2 separate regions of the Homo sapiens genome follow, and region 1 is linked to region 2. Evidence: read pairs that join two places in POLR2A ChIA-PET (ENCODE). Cell type or tissue: Caco-2. All regions are shown on one strand. Each heading gives the region's core, and the rest is flanking DNA. Links, peaks and the distances in the headings are about the cores only.

The links. ChIA-PET counts read pairs that join two places held together with the same protein. Peaks named below come from ENCODE experiments on the same cell type or tissue, not always from the same donor. Only the 100,000 strongest peaks of a DNase experiment are listed, where the experiment ranks them.
Region 1: POLR2A ChIA-PET joins it to region 2 with 5 read pairs; 9 of 35 experiments call an interaction of 5 or more read pairs at or near these places.

The regions. Positions count from the first base shown.
Region 1 is chr9:129,150,068-129,155,433 of GRCh38, forward strand. No RefSeq gene overlaps it. Among named protein-coding and RNA genes, the nearest start is that of IER5L, 26 kb to the right of the region's middle. In Caco-2, for the core only: no CTCF peak of the experiment used is centred there; no DNase peak of the experiment used is centred there.
Region 2 is chr9:129,577,899-129,583,264 of GRCh38, forward strand. It overlaps LOC105376292 (a long non-coding RNA gene), which reads left to right. Exons shown (of 5, transcript NR_188669.1): 2 at 2,153-2,421; 3 at 2,581-2,660; 4 at 4,749-4,870. Among named protein-coding and RNA genes, the nearest start is that of C9orf50, 41 kb to the right of the region's middle. RefSeq lists an enhancer at 2,684-2,733. In Caco-2, for the core only: no CTCF peak of the experiment used is centred there; a DNase peak (open chromatin) is centred at 2,504.

The DNA.
Region 1 (5,366 bases), core at 204-5,203, 430 kb before region 2:
TGGGCACAGGGATAGTGGCCTGGGTGAGGGTTCAGAGTGGGATGGTGGGAAGTGGTCCAATTTAGGCTGCATTTGGTGTCGCTAACAGGAAGGGAGTTATGACAGGGAGCCGAGCAGCCAAGAACCCCAATTCTTGGCTTGTGTGGCTTGGTGCCATTTCCTGGGGTGGGGGGCCCTGAGGGAGAGGAATTGCTGTGGGGGCGCGGAACTGCCTGTTAGCTTCTAAGAGGAGGTGCTGAGGATGAGGGCGCTGGGGTGGGCTGAAGAGGATGGAGGTGGCGGGCATGGTGACGAGGCGTAGTGCCAAATGGGTGGAACATGCAGATGAGGGAGAGGAGAGGGCCGGCTTCTGCACAGAGGAGGGTGGAGTGTGGGCAGGGGACCCAAAGCTGCAAATACAAGGAGCATTGGCCCTGGGTGGGCTTTCGTGGGGTGGGGGAGGGGGGAGCAGGGATGAGAACGCAGACCGCACCCTGTGAGGTCTGCTTGTCATGGCACAGGCCCCCACCCTAGGAGGAAGATGTGGAGGGATGGTCTGCTGCTTGAGGTGGATACTGACCAGACATCACTCGCTTCTCTTCTGAGTTTCACTGTGGTGGGAGTGGGGACGGGAGAGTGGGCAGGGTGGTGGCCAAGGGACTGCCTTGAAGGTGGGCTCTGGTCAGACTGGCAAGGGGCTGCCTCCTGCTGCATGCTGGGAAGGTCCAGGAGAGCGGGAGGTTGAAGGGAGCGAGGTCCTGAGAAGGTACCGGTGGCCTTCACGGGGCAGGTGGCTGAGGCAGGATGCTCGTTTCTCCCTGTGGGAGGAAGGCAGACCCTGCGCCGGTTTGGCGGCGGGTTGGGCTGGGTTTATTTTTACAGGGAAATGTAAGGCATGAGGGGCAGTGAGAGCTCCGAGGACGTGGGCGTGGGCTTCTGGGCAGGATGGGAGCCCACTCAGGCCCTGGGAGATGGGCCATGGAGGCACGTGCACCTGTAGCCTGTGCTGTGCTCGGTGGAGGTTGGCCTGCTGCTGGCACCCCAGCGGCTCAACATGTCCGAAAGAAGCCCTCTGAGTGTGGGGCTGGCTGCAGAGCTGAAGGGCGGGTGTCACTTCCCAGCATCCTGGGCCACAGGAGCTCCAGGATGGACAAGCTGAACTCAGCCACTTGTGCTCCTTTTTGGTTCGCCGGGGCAGAGGCCGCTTCATGCTCGTGAGAGGTGAGAGGAAGAAGCCTTCCTGGGAGGAAAATCCTGGGCAGAGGTTGGGGTTGGAAGGAGAGCAAAGCTGAGGGTTTGGTGTGCCCAAGACTTGGGCCTAAGTCAGGTGATATGTTTTTCTTGAATCCCACAAGCATTAAGCATGTGTTATATATGTATGAGGTATTGGAGGAATGTGGAGATGAGAAAAAGGTAAGAATCTGCCTTCAAGAAACTTCCAGCTTACTGGGGAAACAGAGAGATGGAGAACTAGTTGCAAAGGAGGGCGGAAGGTGATGCGGCCGGGTGGACTTTAGGTAAGCTCTGGAATACTCTGTGGAGGAGGTGGCGTGTGGGCATCCTCTCACCTGGGTGATGGGCGCAGACCAAGGACGTGCTCGCGGGGCCATTGTGCACAGAGATGTGGAGGGGTGGCTGGCAGGGGACACAGTTGCAACAGCAGGTCGGGGCTGGCCTGCAGAGGGCTTTAACACCAGCTCGGGATCCAAGACCCCCGCCATGGATGCCCGTAGCACTCCACACGTGGCCTTGACACTTGCCTAGCGGCATTTAATTCTCTACAAAATGCATTGCTTAAGGTTCGTCTTCCCTGCTAGAAGATGAGCCGCAGGAGGCCAGGGACTGTCTGTCTTGCCCACTGCTGTATCCCAGTGCCCAGCAGAGACTGGCACACAGCAGGCACCCGGAAGCAGGAATCAGTGGTTCGGTGGGGAGTTGGTGGGGAGCTGGGGAAGTATGTAACTGGTGCCTCTGTGGTGTGTGTGAGAGATGAGGATTGGGATTTAGGAAACTCATGGGCAGCTGGCTGGATGCTGGTGATGGGACTGTGGATGCTGGTGATGGGACTGGGGCCTTGGCCCAGATAAGGGATGTTGAAGGCCCCAAGCAGCACAGAGAGAGGCCCTGGGCTGGGAAGCGGAGGGTGGAGGTGGGAGCTGGTGCTGAGGAAGAGGGAGGGGTTCTTAATGACCCTAGGCACATGCCTGAGAGGAGGACTCCGGCAAAGGTAGCTCAGCCAGGGGTGCAGAGTTTGAGGAGCTCTGGTAGACATGTTGCATGGGCTGAATGGGAGGCTGGCAGGGCTGCCAGGACCCAACCCCTGGTAGAGTGGGGAATCTGGGGCCAAAGAGATTCCCAGAATCCTCTGCTGTGCCCTGCTTGTTCTCCAGCCTCAGGCCCTTGCCCACACCCTTGCTGTGTCAAGGTCCAGCCACCCTGGCTGCCTCTCTTCCTCACACTCCTGGAGCCGCTGATCAGTTTGGCCCTGTTCGAAGAACCCTTTACCCCACTGGGCAACCCCTGGTGTTTCTTTGGGGCTCAGCTGAGGCTTCGCTCCCTCTGAGAGGCCTCGCCTGGCCCCCTAGATCGGGGCTGGTCTCCTGGGCCTGCTTGCCTGGGTGTCCCCACCCCACCCAGCACTCAGCCACACCCCTGCCGTAGGGACACCGGGGTCTTTGTTGGGGAGGGGCAGCCAGCTGGTTAGAATTTGGGGTGGTAGGGGGCTGTCTGCAGACACAGCTTCTCTTTACTTGGGGTTCCTTGGTGGGGGCTGATGGAGATTCACATGAGGCAGGCTAAGGCCCACCACCTTGCACTCAGCACCTAGCTTTGCTGCTCCTGTGAGGCCAGACACCTCATCTGTCCTATTTCCTGCTAGCCCTAGGAAGGTCCTGCAGACACTCGGTACATATCTGTGAAATGGCTGTGACAGTGGCAGGGGCCCTCGTGCAGAGCATGATACAGACACAGGAGGGGGCAGGTCAGCCCTGGAGAATCCGTGGAGAAAGGAAGCTGGTGCCCCGCCTGGGGCAGGTGAGTGGAATGGGCAGGGAGACTGAGTGGCCACTGTTGCCCTGGTGCCAGGCAGCCAGCACCGGAGGTGGGTATGGGGCCTGTGAGAGGGCAGTTCTGAGTGCTGTGGAGCCAAGCAGAGGAGCAGTGGGCTGGAGAGAAAGGAGGGTGAGGTTGGCACAGTGGGGAGGAAGAAGGAGGCAGGTGGGCATGGGGGGCCCCTGGGGTACCTGAGTGCCACTGCAGGCGGAGGGCGGAGGGAGGGAGCTGAGGAGAGGACCAGAGAGGCCCAGGTCAGGGTTGAGCCGGGAGGATGGCTTGCTTTCATTCACTCAGCAAACACTGTCAGAGCCCTCTCTGTTCCAGTCTGGGGACAAGTGCTGGGGCGCTGCGGTGAACAAGACAGGCAGCACCGTCCCTCCTGGAGGATTTTCCCTCTTGGACTTATTCCAGCAGAACCTGGGAAACACTCTATATGTTCAGCAGTTGGGGATTGTTAGGGGGCTGGAGGGAGCAGTCATCCTATGGGCTGTCAGATGACGCGATTATCCATTTATTTGTCCAGAAAGATGCGGATAATCTGTTATTCGTGGGGAAGGCAGCTGCAAAGACTGCAGGTGAAGGACAATGCTTTTTTGTAAAAAAGCAGAAATCTGCATTCTTGATCCGTCCGTCTGTCTGTCCATCTACATGAACACAGGCCCAGGTAGTGATGAGCTTATCTCTGGGTGGTGGGGATATGAGGGTTTTTGGAAAATTCTTAATGCTTTTCCTGCTTCCAAAGATAGTTATGAAAATGCCAACATGGCCGGGCATGGTGGCTCGCCTGTAATCCCAGCACTTTGGGAGGCTGAGGCAGGCGGATCACGAGGTCAGGAGATTGAGACCATCCTGGCCAACATGGTGAAACCCCGTCTCTACTAAAATACAAAAAATCAGCCGGGTGTGGTGGCACACGCCTGTAATCCCAGCTACTCGGAAGGCTGAGGCAGGAGAATCGGTTGAATCCGGGAGGGGGAGGTTGCGGTGAGCCGAGATTACACTACGGCACTCCAGTCTGGGCAACAAAGCAAGACTCCGTCTCAAAAAAAAAAAAAAAAAAAAAAAAACCCTAACATTACTGAACCACAAAAGAAAAAGTAGTGGCGGGTCAGTTTTAACCTTGCTTTATGTTTTTCGTATTTGATTTTTAAATCTTTCTACCATATCCACATACTACTTTTGTAATAAGAAAAAAAAAGAAAGGAAACTGAATAAAAAGATCTCCCCGCTAACAAGCGCCGGAGGATGGTGCATCTTGGGCAGAGAGGAGGGGGCTTGTCCTTCTAGTCAGGAGGGAGAGGAAGGAGAGGGGCCTTGCTCACATCTGTTGGGATAAAGGAAGGGGAGGTGAGTTCTTGGTAGGTGCTTTGGCCCAGAGACCCCCTGAGAGGGAGTGGGCAGTCGGGGCTGGGGGATTCAGGGAGTGAGAGGTATTGGGGAAAAGTGTTTGAGAGTCCATGTGAGCTGGACCCAGGGAGAGGAGGCAGCCTAGATCCTGATTCCTCAGGGGGCCTTTGGACTGGGGAGAGTTGTGGCCAGCAGTTCCCTGGCGGGCATCTGCAGCCTTCCTGGTGACCTCTGGGACCCAGCTTCTGTTCTCAGGACCCCAGCACATGTGAGTTGGATCCAGAATTCAGTCCCAAAGTTGAGGTGCTCTTTCTCCTGCCTGGGCCCTGGATGGGGGGTTTGGTGGTTAAGAACCAAGGGACGAACGGTTCAATTTCTCTCAGTGCTTGTGATGCTGCTGGGAGTATTTTCCTGAATCCCAGTGAAGAGGCGAAGCCCCTGATGGGTCCAGCTTCATCCACCATCCTCCCCTGAGCAGGTGACATCAAGGGATACCTGGGACAACACCCAGGAGTAGACGGACCTGTGAGGATGGGGCTCAGAGCTGCGGCGATGAGACGTACTCCACAGTGGCTGGGGCTCTGGGAGGCTTCCTCTCCTGGCAGGGCAGCTGGCTGTATCCCCAGTTCTGGCCCCGAGGCCGGGCCTTTGCTGGCCTGTAGTGAGATCTCCCAGTCTGAGCCTGGACAGATTTCTTGACCCTTGTTATTTACATGAGACAAAGTTGGGGCTTTTCAAAAGGGACACTGCAAAGGCAGGCCGAGTGCAGCACCTCATCTCCAGGTAACTGGACCCAGCCCCGGGCAGGACAGGCAGGTGGGCGGGCTGCGGACGGAACAGCCTGCTCCTGCTCCCCACCTCTGCTTGGTGAGATTGGGCCTGGCCCTTGCTGGGCTGACGGACTGCGCACACCCTCTAGAGCCAGCTCCTGCCCTCTGCAAGGGGTGGGGAGCGTGGTGGCCAAGGTGTGCGTGGGCTCTGGAGTG
Region 2 (5,366 bases), core at 204-5,203:
CTCTTGTTGCCCAGACTAGAATACAATGGCACGATCTTGGCTCACCACAACCTCCGCCTCCCGGGTTCAAGAGATTCTCTTGCCTCAGCCTCCCGAGTAGCTGGGATTACAGGCATGCGCCACCACGCCCAGCTAAATTTGTATTTTTAGTAGAGATGGGGTTTCTCCATGTTGGTCAGGCTGGTCTCAAACTCCCAACTTCAGGTGATCCACCCGCCTCGGCCTCCCAAAGTGCTGGGATTACAGGCGTGAGCCACCGGACCCGGCTATTTATTATTTTTGAGGCAAGGTCTCACTTTGTCACCCAGGCTAGAGTGTAGTGGCAAGATCTCAGCTCACTGCAATCTCCGCCTCCCAAGCTCAAGTGATCCTCCCACCTCAGCCTCCCATAGTGTTGGGATTACAGGCGTAAGCCACCATGCCTGGCCCTAATAAACATTTATTGAGCACTGACTAGGTGCCCAGGCACTGTGCCAGGGACAGGGGATATAAAGATGAGTGAGATACCTGTCCTGCCCTACTAGGGGTGCACTAGGAACAAACTGCATGGTCTGAATGCAGGAAGGAGGAGAGGAAGAAAGGCAGGAGGGAGGCGGGAGAGAGGAAAGAGATGATAATGATGATGACAAAATTCTACTTACTGAGCATTTTCCAGTGCCAGATATTGTGTCGAGCCTTCTGTAAGCAGGAGCTTGTTAATTGCTGCAAGACTACTCAGAAGGGCTGCTATGCCATTTTACAGATGTCAGGATTAGGGTCAGGGAGGGGAAGTGACCCGCTCCAGGCCACACAGTCATGGGCTGCCTCACCCCAGGCATGAGTAAGGGGCAGGGCCCGCCGTCTGGGCTCCGAGGCCAGGCCAGGCCCTTATCCCCTCTTCCCCCAGAGCCGCTGCTCTCACCTCCTCCTGGCCTGACCAGGGGCCCAAGGAACGAGCTAAGGGGATGGCGGCTAGAGACACCAGAAGGGCCACTGGGCTGGTGACCCTGGGAAGTTCTGCTCCTTCCCCATCCAGCGGAAGGGCCCAGGCTGGGCAGATGAAAGTCACAGAGAGGTCAGGAAGGGAAGATGAAGCAGAATGTATTGGCACTGCTGGCGTCCACCTCCCCTCTCACCCTCTACTCTCTCCATCCTCCCTCTCCCCCAACAACAAGGCAACCTCAGTAAGTCCACAGTCTCCACAGGGAAAAGGGGTCTGGATGGGGAGTGGGCACCCTGTCCATCCCCCTTTCTCCAGCCCCTCCCCAAGGCACAGCCTTGGCCAAATCTGATATCTCCCCACATCACCTTTGCACACGTGCTGCAGACCCCTTCTGCACTGACAGCCTCCTTGCTCATGCATCCAGATGTGTGCATTCATCCATTCATTCATTCATCCATTCAACAAGTGTTCTAAGCCTCTACTCCGGGCTAGGCCCCATGTTGGGCACTGGAGACAGGGGGCACATGGCCTCAGAGTGAAGAGAGATGTCATGAGTGATTATTGTCGATGTAGTTAGTGCTGAGACCAGGGGAGCAAATGGGGGATGGTGATGCCATGGGTTCAAAGGGGAGGGGCAATCACTCTGGTGGGGTAGCAGTCAGGGAAGGCTACCTGGAGGAGGTGATAAATTCAAAGACTGAGTAGGAGCTAGTCAGGAAGGAGGACTAAGGACAAGTGTTCCAGAAGGAATGGCATGGGTGAAGGCCTGGACTGCCATGAAACATGGCCCGCTTCAGGAATGGATAGGAGGATGGCAGGCCTAGGTCACATGGTACAAACTGGGGAGTTGGGGGGATGAGGCTGAGAGGCTGGCAGGTGCCAGGCCGGGCAGGGTGGTGTTGGCCATGGTGAAGATTTCAACTTCTCCCTGGAGCAATGGGGGGCTCTGAGCAGGGGAGTAACATGGCAAAGGTGAATTTCAGAATGCTCATCCGGGCTGCAGATATACCTGCACACACATACCTCATGTGCCTTCTTGTACACACATGCCTGCAACCTGTACCTGTACACACATACCTGTATACGAGCACTCCTGCATACATGCATACCTGCACACCCAGACACCCACAGGGGTGCACCTGAGCGCCCAGCCCTGAGCTGAGCTCTTCACAAACATGGCATCCCATTGGGTCCTCCAGGTAAGCTCATCCTATTATCTCCATTTTACAGAGGAGGAAGCCGAGGTTGGGAAAGGTGGAGGGACTTGCCCAAGTCACACAAACGACAACTCAGCAGAGCTGAGAATTGGCACCCAGGGCAACTGGAGTCCATCCTGAGCTTGTCACTGCTGGGCTCTGAGACCTCCTGGTGAAGAAGGACAGTGGCAGAGACAGCCCGACCCAGAGAAACCCAGCAACGCTACTTTCTAAGGGCATTTTTCCCTCTCATTTGGAATCCTGAGCCTCCTGCTCGTCCTGTAGGCCACACCCAGCAAACAGGTGGGTTTCATTTCCTGGAGAAACCACAGATGGAAAGTCCCAGCCATGGGCTCCGTGTGACCTGGTGGCCTTAAGAAGCTCCCCCCACCGCCCCTCAGCCCTTTAATCATTTACAAAGCAGGGCCACACAGAGCATCTATTTTCTTTCTGGAACATCAGAGCTGGCTGGGAACTGGGAGAAGAGCTGGAGCAACAGCCTGCATCCATTTCCTCTTGCTGCAATAACAACTGATCACAAGGTCAGTGGCTTAAACAACACAGATTTACTCTCTTACAGTCTGAAGTAAGAGCCAAGATGTCAGCGGGGCCGTGTTGCTTCCAGAGGCCCTAGGGAAATCCATTTCCTTGCACTTCCAGCTTCTAGAGGCCACCTGCGTTCCTTAGCTTGTGGCCTCATCCTCATTCTTCAAAGCCAGGCATGTAGCATCTTCCGGCTCCTCTCTCTCGCTCTGACCTTCCTGCCTCTCTGTTACAAGGATCCACTTTTGTGGCTAAAATGGGTCCATCCTCCCCAGCCTGAATGTGAAGACCCCCTCCTCCACGGCACCCCATTGCCCAGGACAAGGATGGGGCCCATCACTGCTGCCCAGAGGATAGGGAGACCCTCTCCAGGTTTCCTGGGAAGGCATCAAGATGTTCCCAAGGCTCAAAGAAAAAAGAAATGGCTGGGCATGGTGGCTCATGCCTGTGATCCGAGCTCTTTGGGAGACCAAGGCAGGAGAACCACTTGAGCCCAGGAGTTTGAAACCAGCTTGGACAGTGATGGGCAAACCCCATCTCTACAAAAAATAAAAAAGTTAGCTGGATGTGGTGGTGCACACCTGTAGTCCCCAACTATTTTGAAGCGAGATCACTTGAGGCCTTGAGGCTGGGAGGTTAAGGCTGCAGTCAGCCATGACTGCTCCACTGCACTCCAGCCTGGGCAACACCGTGAGCCCTGATCTCAAAAATAAATAAATAAACAAATAAAGATGCTCCCAAGGGTGCTGGGCTCTGTTGGCCCAGGCCTGTAGTCCTGCTCCCTTGCCAGAAGTAAGAGCTGGCCTAAGGGAGAGCTGAAGCTTGCTCTGACGGGGACTCCTAAGTCCCTACAGATTCTGCAGATTCTCCTAGGGATCGGTACCTCCTGGTTTGGGGAATGGTCCCAGGAGCTGATCAGTTGGGCCGCACTAGGCTCTGGACCTCCCTTCTGGGGGGAAGAGGAGGGGACTCCAGGGCCTGGGACCAAGGGCATGTCCAGGGAGCTTGGAGCAGGGAAGCCCTGCCCTGCCCTATACCTGCTGAGCAAGAAGCAAGAGCAGAAGGACTCTTGCTCCCTCTCTGAGCCTCAGGGGTCTGTTAGGAAGGTGGGGATACCCTCAAAGCCTCCCTCCTGGGTCCTGTGGGTCAGTGCAACCTGTTGAGCATGCCCTGCCTATTTAGAAGAGGCAGGGACGCCAGGGACAAATCTTGTGCTAAGCAGACATGGGCCTTCATGGGGCTTCCATGGTACCATGAAGACAGCCATGGCCCTGCCTGGGTCCTGGAGAGAAGGGGATGAGAAGGAGAGCTGCTGCTCGCTTGCAGCTCAGCTGACACCCAACACAAGCAAAAAGATCTTTCTGCTTCCAAGGCACTGAGACACGGAGGTTGTTCATTACCACAGCACAATCCAGCAAGAGGTGACCAACACACTCTCCCCAGCTGCATCTAGTTGCAGCTGGTGCACTCCCTGTAGGCCCTCTTTCTCACTTCTGTCTGCTGTTAGGGACTCTACAGCCCAGGACCCCAGGCTGGAGAAATCAGCAAGCTAGTTGATTTCTCCCTCTCCCTCAATTTCCACAATTCTTCAGTTGCTGGGGTCACACGACTCTGCAGTCCAGAACTCCTCCCCCTTAGCGATCGGCTCTTCCCCAACCCCTCCCCAACCTCTCTTCCCTGCAGCCCGAGAACTCCCTGCTTGCTGGGCATAGTGTCTGCACCCCAATTATGGGAGCAGAACAGAGGTCCCTCACCTGGGGTATGCCATGAGTAGAACTCAGGACATTCATGAACTTGGATGGAGAAAAAAAAAATCCCATCTCCATTTTCTCTAACATCTAACTACAGTGTAGTATTTCCTTCCATGATGATCATACCCAGCAAAGCCAGAAGTCAGTGGTACCTGCGGCACTGTTACCAACAGAAATCACAGCTGTCTTCTGATCACAACAAAGCTGGTGCAGATTTCTCAAAATCTCACTCATCACTCCGTTGCAGACCCGCCGCCACATCTTGTTAATGCTTAGTAAAGAGGCACATTTATTATCACATCACAAATGTGATTTATTTTTTCTTTTCTTTTTTAGATGGAGTCTCACTCTGTCAACCAGGCTGGAGTGCACTGGCGCAATCTCGGCTCACTGCAGTCACCTCCTCTCAGGTTCAAGTGATTCTCCTGCCTCTGCCTCCTGAGTAGCTGGGATTACAGGTGCATGCCACCACGCTCTGCTAATTTTTGTATTTTTAGTAGAGACGGGGTTTCACCGTGTTGGCCAGGCTGGTCTGGAACTCCTGACCTCAGGTGATCCGGCTGCCTCAGCCTCCCAAAGTACTGGGATTACAGGCATGAGCCACCACACCTTGCCACAAATGTGGTTTTTAAATGTGGTTTTTAAAAATATCTTGATAGCCATATTTCCAGTGACTCGGTTTCCTGTGTAATCCTACGTATTTGTTATGCATGTACAAAGAAGACAGGGCATGAAGGTGTCACCAGATGCCACAGCAGCCCACAGCACAGAAAAGGTCACAACCACCTACTTCAGAGAAAGGCACTGGGGACCTTGGCTATGTGGACAAGAACCAGGAGCTTGGGCTTCCCAGGCACAGCAGGGAAGCCTGCAGGGGCCTGACAGGTGGATAACCTAGTGCCCAAGGCAGGGCTGGGTGGAGGAGAGAGTGGCACCCTCTGATTGTCTGAGGTC